2 separate regions of the Homo sapiens genome follow, and region 1 is linked to region 2. A link is an interaction called in ENCODE POLR2A ChIA-PET data of the cell type or tissue named here. Cell type or tissue: HepG2. All regions are shown on one strand. Each heading gives the region's core, and the rest is flanking DNA. Links, peaks and the distances in the headings are about the cores only.

Region 1 (4,421 bases), core at 1,294-3,793, 1.2 Mb after region 2:
TGCATTTATATTGATTTAATTCTAGACCTGTAAAAGAAAGCTTATTTCAACATAAAACCCTGCAGCAAAATTGAATAAGAAAGAGTATAATGTTAATTTCCAGTAAAAGGATAAAAAAACCCTAGAACCTGTTTCACCTATATTCATAAGTATCAAGAAGTGACATGGAAGTCATTCGATTCAGCCTATGATAACTAGATTTAGTTCTATATTTGAAATCTGTTGTTGCCTAGGTTTAAATGCTTTGAGGTCTTAAGTCTATATATAATGTTATAGCGTGCTTATTAATTGCAAAATTTTTCAATTTAATATGACAAAAATATTGCCTGGTAATCTGGGTATTAATGTTTATAGTTTCCATCACTTCACCTCAAACCTTCACAAAGGTTTTTTTTCTTATCCTCTCACTTCAGTCTCCCAAGCAGCAGAGACTAGAGAAAGTAGGCACCATGCCAAGCCACAAAGCTGTATATGGACAAAAAGAGAGATAAATAAGACTTAGTGTCCTCACTCTACAGAATGGTTAAATAAATTTGCAAATGTCAAGGAGATTTATGACAACATAGAACCAAGAAGAAAATAAATGAAGTTCACTGTCTTCTTGACCCTGACAACTTTCCTTAAGAAAAATTCCTGAAAAGAATGGTACTTCTTAATAGTAAAAACAATATATACTTTAGCTGGGCATATTCGGCAGGATGCAATCCATTCTTCTTTAAACTCCAGTGTTAGGAAATATTTTCTTTTTATTAACTCACAAAACCAGATATCACATATTTTACTTCCTTGTTATCATCTCTCTACTGGTACTAACATATAAAGCCCATGAGGGCTAAGGTTTTTATTAACCTAGTTATTTTTGTTTATCTGTCTATCTCCAGGCCTGAGAATAATTTCTGGAAGGAAACTAAGTTCATTATATATATTTATTAAATAAGTAAATGAATAAAAACAATTTCAACTAAGTTTCATAATAAATATTCATAATTGGTGACATCAAATCAGGAAGCTGGCATGTGAACTTTCTTTATGCCAGCTTTCTTGTTTCAGCCAGAGTAGTCTCATTCTTTATAGGACTAAACGACTCATAACATTATTTTTATGAACTTATTTTTATATAACAAATATTCATTTACCATCTTTTATGTTCAAAGCAAAGAAGATAAGAATTATGGTGAATCATCTGTCTCTTTAAATATAACATGAAAAGATTACACTAGTTTACATATAAAGTATTTTTTCAACATAATATTTTATCGTAATTTCTTCCCTAGTTTACACAAACATTTGTGATAATAAAGCTGAAAACTGTGGAAATAAATATATGATTAACCTAGTAACAGATACAACATTCAATCCCTTTGGCAGCTATAGATTAAAACTCTGTTATGAAATCTCTGCCTTCTCCTTAGTTTGGGTATTTGATACTAGAGATAATATATGATATTCATTCCACTCTCCTGATTCATGAACATATCACAAGGGATTGCATACAGACCACAAGACTGATCTTAAGAAATTAAGTAAGGTAACACGTCATGAGAAAAGCAATGGGAAGTCCTGATTCCTATGTGACTTCTCTTCATGAACTGACTTATATATAGTTTCAATCTGCTATACCAAGGATGACCAATATTTTGGCTTCTGTGGGCCACATTGGAAGTAGAAGAATTGTCTTGAGCCCCACATAAAATACACTAACACTAATTGTAGCTAATGAACTAAAAAAAGAAAAAAATCGCACAATACTCATAATGCGTTAAGAAAGTTGACGAGTTTGTGTTGGGATGCATTCAAAGCTATCCTGGGTCACGTGTTTGTGTTGGGATGCATTCAAAGCTATCCTGGGTCAGATGTAGCCCATGAGCCACAGGTTGAGCAAGCTAGTGTTATACTCATCTGATTTTGGTATACTTTATTAAACAAAGAATCTCACAAAGTTCACAATAGCTTTCATGAAACATAATACAACAAATGTGTCACTTTGGTCATGGATTTTCACAAGTGAAGAGTATAAATGAGGATATCAAAGAGAAATTACACCAGTCAGGGTTAAACAGGTAAGGAGAATTTTTTCTTTAAGACTATTGCAATAGGAATTAGGAATGTTACCATAGGGAAAGAGAGTAAACTCACTTCCAGTGAAATAAAAGACAAAGTATTATTTGTTTGTTTTTTGTTTAAGTACTGGGTTGAGCTAGTGGAAAAAAAACTGGAGGACATTATGGAGAAGAAAGTCCAAGTGATTAGGCCATCTGTATTTGCCAGTTGGCAGTATTGAAGTTAGGCTCCTACTCTCCCAAAGAGACAGAGGTTAGGAGAGCTATCTTAGTTAATGATTACATTTCAAAGGGATGGCTGCCAGGTCCTTGAGAAAGGCATTTCTGGGTTGTAAAACGGGTAAGAGGCTGGGAGAAGACATATCTCAATGGGGAAGAGGAAGGATTTATAACTGCCAGTTTTCTAAAATAAATACTCTAAGAAAAAGGATATCAGGGGCTCATCATCAGAAATAAACCTGTCCCAAGTTTAGCCCAACTGAGAGGAATGTTAAGGCTGTCTTGCTGAAAATAAAGGAAAATGCAAGTTTGGTGCATATTGATTGCTGGAAAATTGATGCTTAGCTCATATTCACCCACTAGTTAGTGGTATAGGAATGAAAATAGATGTCTCTTGTTTTCTCCTGTCTGAACTGGTATACATAATAGATTTTATTCTTTCTTAGTTCCCGTTTATCACATATCTGTATGTTTCTCAAAGAAGAGTTACTGGCACATAGTAAAATATGGGATTTTATGGTTTTAGGAAATGACATTCTTCTTCCTTTACAGGGTTTAGAATCAATTGATCAATAAATGCAGAAATCAGAGAAAAGAGGGACAAAGTATCACCTTTTGACTGACAGGTGATCTATTACTATGGTCCTTCTGTCAACACACCAAGGCTTTTTCTCTTAGACCAGTTATTGTTCCTCTTGGTGCCATCCTGGGCCTAACCAATGCTTAGTTTAGCCTTCACTACAAGGTTCTGAAATTGTTTATTAAAGCCTATTAAATTTAACTAATTCTGGTTTACTCTGTTCTCAAGGTTAAAACTTAACTTCTTATTCAATTCCCTACTGATGTGGTTAGGCTTTGTGTCCCCATCACAATCTCATCTTGAATTGTCATTTCCATAAACCCCATAATCCTCAGATGTCAAGGGAGAGACCAGGTGGAGGTAATTGAATCATGGGGGTAGTTTACCCCATGCTGTTCTTGTGACAGTGAGTGAGTTCTCACAAGATCTGATGTTTTCTAAGGGGCTTTTCCCCATTCATTCGACACTTCTCTTTCCTGCCACCTTGTGAAGAAGGTGCCTTGCTTCCCCTTTACCTTCTGCCATGATTCTAAGTTTCCTGAGGCCTCCCTAGCCATGCTGACCTATGAGTCAATTAAACCTCTTTTCTTTATAAATTAACTGGTCTGGGGAAGTGTTTTATAGAAGTGTGAAAATGAGCAAATACACCCACCATTATGTATGTTATGATATCCAAAAGAATTTATTCAATGATTTGCAAATAGATGAAAGGGCAGTATTGTCTAATATACAGCAACATATGGAAAGCTCAATTTCAAATATAATTCAGATTTATCAGCATACCCTACGGAAAAATTAAAAGCCAATGTACAAATAAACATGAAAATTAAAGTCTAAAGAATTGTAATCAAATAAATTATGAGTTTATCCTTCTCTATTTACTATTCTTTCTTGTTTCAGCCAGAGTAGTCTCATTCCAATGCCTGTGCGGACATGGTGCTTCTTCCACAGCTTTAACCAAGGCCCCCTTTTATAGAGTAGATATGTTCCTAGTAGGTCTTCAGATGTTGATCTAGACTTTCAGAGGTTCTTCTATGAAATAATCCAAAATATCAGAGACCACTAAAGATCATAGCCCATACTAACATCCAAACCCTGTAACTGCCTCGAGCAAAATTATGTTCTCATAATGAACACAATGGTTGGTTCATTAGCTATCCAGGTTAATGATGCCAAACTCAAGGCATAAAATCAGTGATGCTAGAGGAAGGAAAAAGGAGAACAATTGTCTTGGTTTCAACCATGCTAGAAGGCTAATCAATCTATGAGAATATTCGTAATGTAAATAAGGTGCTGTAGCAGATAAACACCAACTTTTTTTGTTTTGTTTTTTTGGAGGCAGAGTCTAAGTCTGTTATCTAGGCCGGAGTGTAGTGGCATGATTGCGACTTGTTGCAACCTCCACCTCCCAGGCTCAAGCAAACCTCCCACCTCAGCCTCCCGAGTAGTTAGGACTCAGTGAGTAGTTAGGACTCAGGTGCACACCACCATGCCTGGCTAATTTTTGTATATTTTCTTAGTAGAGACAGGGTTTTCCCATGTTGCCAGGCTTACTCCTAGGC
Region 2 (4,421 bases), core at 954-3,453:
TGGCTGCAACTATTCCTCCCATCCTGTACACATACACCCTGGCACTGTGACTTTACTGCTCCTCCCATGAAAAAGTGGGTTTAATTCTCCTCTAGTTGAATCTGGCCCTGTGTGATGGTCTGACTATGTCCCCCAAAGTTCATGTGTTGGAAACGTAATCCTTAATGCAGTAGTGTTGGAAGGTGGGGCTTAATAAGAGGTGATTGGGTCAGGAGGGCTCTACCCGCATGACTGAATTAATGTCATTGTTGCAGGAGTGGATTAATTATTTTGAGAGTGGCTTTGCTATCTTGGGAATGGCTTTGTTATAAAAGCAAATTTGACTGCCTTTTTCTTACTCTCTCTCCTCGGTGCTCTCTTGTCCTTCTGGCTTCTGCCATAGGATGATGCAGCAAGAAGGCCCTTGCCAGATGCAGGGCCCTTGAACTTCTCAGCCTCCAAAATTATAAGAAATACGTTTCTTTTCTTTATAAATTACCCAGTCTGTAGTATTCTGTTATAATAATGATAAGTGCACTAAGATACCATGTGACTTACTTTACCCAAATGAATGTGTTGAAGTGATATTGTGAGACTTCTGAATCTCAGCCTCAAAAAGTCTTAGGGTTTCTGCAATTGCCCTTTTGGATTGCTGACCCGAGACCACCATGGAAAGCAATTCTGCCCAGCATGCTGGAGCATGAGAATGAAGGCACTGCAGCGAGCAGCCGGCACCAATTTCCAGGCATGTGAACCAGGCCATCTTCTAGCATCTCTCCCTGAGACAAGCGCCAGGTGGCTGCATCCATGTGAATGGCCTCTAGAGACAGCAGCAGAAGTGCTGCCCAGATGCTCCAGCCCAAATTGTTGGCCCAGAGTTGTGAGCAAATAAATGGTGATTGTGTTACGCTGCGAAGTTTTAGGTGGTTTGTTATGTAGGGGTAGAGAATGGATACAGAGATATTGGTAATGAGTTAACATAAAGAACAGGGGTGCATTGTCCCCTGAATGTCCTCTATTCTTCAATAGTTGTGACAATTTGCCTCCAGTGACCATTTAAGATGTTGACCATTGTGGCAAATGGTCACAGTTTATCTCAGGCTCTTTGCTGCCTGGATTAGTGTGCTTGGGCTGCCATAACAAACTGCCACAGGCTTAAATAACAGAAATTAATTTTTTCATAGTTCTGGAGGTTGCAAGTCTGAGATCCAGATGTCAGTCAAGTTGGCTTCTTCTAAGACCTCTCTCCTTGGCTTGTAGATGTCTGTCTTCTTCCAGTGTCTTCACACGGTCCTTTCTCTGTGTCATTTGGTATCCTAATCTCTTCTTCTTATAAGGACACCAGTCATACTGTATTAGGTCCCACCTATATGAACTCAACTTACCTTAATTACCTTTTAAAAGATGCTGCCTCCAAATATAGTCTGTACAGTCTGAGGTACTGGGGGTTAGAGTTTCAACACATAAAATTTGGGGGGGATATAATTCTGTCTAATCATTGCTTAAAGTCTAAGCACTAGCTTATTTTACCATCGACTCCTTGCCTACTGGTAGTTGAAGAAGTGATAGCAACGTGCTTGGACTGACCAACAATTAAGTAGCCAGGAATCATTCTGAGAAATACCCTTCCAGGTCTGCAAAAACCATAAAGCAATTTAGGGAGTTGAGGTCCCTATGTCACCTTCCTATCCAAGTACCATGCCTTTTCTGGCTGTTTGCTGGGGCCGTCTGAACATTTTCTGGAGGCTCACTGCAAAAGGCAAGTAGGGGCAGCCTGAGGTGGGAGTTTGGCAATCCGTAGAGGCTGCCGCAAGCTGGGACCACCTCTGCAGACGCTGTTGGATTCCTACTGTGGGAGATGTCCTCTTGCTAAGAGTAACACATTTCCTCTTGAGTAAGTGACAGGGTGGGAATATAGCTTTTGCCAAACTCTCAAATAGAAAAACAAACTCACATAATTTGGAGAGAAGGAATGTGCTTAAAATCTGATAATTAAATCTGGTCCCTTAGCAGCCAGCCCACACATGCAGACAGTGAAGGCAGAGGTCAGTGGAGGCGGTGGGATGGACACACAGATGTGTGTCTTTGGATGTTTACCTTGATTAATGGATACACATACAGCAAAGGAGGAATTTGGTGGAGGCGGTGGGATGGACACACAGATGTGTGTCTTTGGATGTTTACCTTGATTAATGGATACACATACAGCAAAGGAGGAATTTGGTGGAGGCGGTAAGACGGACACACAGATGTGTGTCTTTGGATGTTTACCTTGATTAATGGATACACATACAGCAAAGGAGGAATTTGGTGGAGGCGGTAAGATGGACACACAGATGTGTGTCTTTGGATGTTTACCTTGATTAATGGATACACATACAGCAAAGGAGGAATTTGGTTAATAGAATTATCTAGATTTCTGAAGTGTAATCAGTTAGTATTTATTGAACGTTTGCTGCCTGCGAAGCCCTGTATTACGGGTTGTGAAGAAAGATGCCAATCTGAACTCTTGCTGTTTAAATAATTTGAGATGCTTGAGTCAATGTTTCTGCCTAATTAAGTCTAAGTTAGCTTGCAAGACTGAACCTGATGACTGGCTTCTAGACAGCCTCAGGGTACTAATTCTTATTCCTAGTGATTATTGGTACAGGGCTGGAGCTGGCTGTGGAAAGATGATTGGGCTGCGTGTCAATGGATCCAATCCATTCTTTCATCTATTTATACACAACAAGCATTCATTGAAGATCTCATTGTGGATGCCAGACCTGTGTTATGCACCCTGAGATCTGCAGAGAATACTGAATCAGGGCTGCTGTGTCGGAGAGCTTAACCCCAGTAGGTTCTTTAGAGACTCAACCTAGAAGTTGCTCATTTGAGTAAATTCTTAAAAATAATAGCTCATGTCCTGTTACTTGTATTACTCTAAAAATGGACTTCAACTTACTAGAAGGATTCATATAAGTTAATACCAGTTAGGTTACATGAAATTTTATGTTATGTGTTCACTTGAATCATACATGTTTCATTGCATAACTATATATAATGATCATTCTCATTAATCAAGTCATTACTGTTACATGCCCATCCTTGCTTACATGTATATACAGGCACAATGACATAGAAACTGACCTGTATAAACATGTCTGTAAGAGAAGAGAAACTTCATATGCTGCCATTCCTAAGAGAGAGTCCACAGGGGCAGCTGCTAGCATGAGATTTTGCAGAGGGGGTCCAGTCTAAGATTCATGGTGGGTGGTCAGCTGCAGGTGCCGGCATTCACTGGGAGAACAGGTTTTTGTGCTGAAAGCACAACCAAGGGCTAGCGCAAGGAGGGAGCAGGATGCAGATGAGATGACAAAATAGAAAAAAGTCTAAAATACGTGGGGCATTCAAGAAGGCCAGAATGATTCTAAGTCTACTAGATGGTGCCTCTTGGGAGGCTGCCTGCTGTAAAGAGCTTTCATCTGGAAAGTAGAAGGACTTTGTTCTGAATACAGAATTTCTGACTCTTCTGCATATTAGTTACCTCCCTCTCTCACTTATTGGGTAGCTTAAATAACATATGTAAAGCACTTACTATAACTTAGAAATCTCTCAACAAATGTTGGTTTCTTTCCTTTTCTGGCTTGAAGCTACTTTTGGTGCCTTAAAGGTGTCACCCAGTAACAGGAAAAAGACAGACAGATCATGCAGTGTCCCCAGAAATGTACATCCCAGTTGAATGAAAGTTGAGAAATGTTTCTCTTTTCCACCACTTTCAGAGCTATTTTACTTCCCGGGGAGCATAAGAAATATCTGGGGAGAACTGAATTCCACATCTCTCTGATCTTAAAGTCGACAGAACTAGGCACGTTTTCTTAGAAGGCTGAGGTGCCTGCAGATGGCAAGTGAAGCATATAAATACTGACACATGCAAGAAAATTATATGGTGAAAAGAAACTCTTCAGGCAGAATATTGATCACGACAGCACACAGCTTCCATGGGGTCATGTTTCTTGGCTGTTGTTAGGGCATGGCAAGCACGATCATTGGGTCTGAGTAAGCCGAGGAGAAACATTAAGGGCAGAAAAAAGACGTAGCTAAGTCCTATAAAGCATTAAGTGTGTGCCAGACATTCTTTCTTCTAGCGCTTTTACATATTAATTCATTTAACTCTCAGAAAAGTGCTCTGGTGGGTACTATTACAGCTGGGAGAGAGGCACAGAGAAGTAAAGCAGACTCTCAGAGTCACACAGCTAGTGAACATCTGAGCCATGACCGAAACGCAGGCGGCCTCCAAGCCAGTGCTCAAGAACATGGTGCTATGGTTCCCATTATAATTTGACAAAGAAGTTTGAGACATTTTAAAATTTAATGCCAGAAGGATAAAAGATCTAATTGTGAAAAGCAGAACTAAATTCTTCTGGAAGTGAGTATGAAACTATATCTTTATGTGCTTGGAG

What was found. ChIA-PET counts read pairs that join two places held together with the same protein. Peaks named below come from ENCODE experiments on the same cell type or tissue, not always from the same donor. Only the 100,000 strongest peaks of a DNase experiment are listed, where the experiment ranks them.
Region 1: POLR2A ChIA-PET joins it to region 2 with 11 read pairs; 1 of 35 experiments calls an interaction of 5 or more read pairs at or near these places.

Annotation. Positions count from the first base shown.
Region 1 is chr2:83,065,985-83,070,405 of GRCh38, reverse strand. No RefSeq gene overlaps it. Among named protein-coding and RNA genes, the nearest start is that of LINC01809, 450 kb to the left of the region's middle. In HepG2, for the core only: no CTCF peak of the experiment used is centred there; a DNase peak (open chromatin) is centred at 2,275.
Region 2 is chr2:84,298,228-84,302,648 of GRCh38, reverse strand. All of the region lies in intron 1 of LOC107985905 (a long non-coding RNA gene), which reads left to right. Among named protein-coding and RNA genes, the nearest start is that of SUCLG1, 160 kb to the left of the region's middle. In HepG2, for the core only: no CTCF peak of the experiment used is centred there; a DNase peak (open chromatin) is centred at 2,178.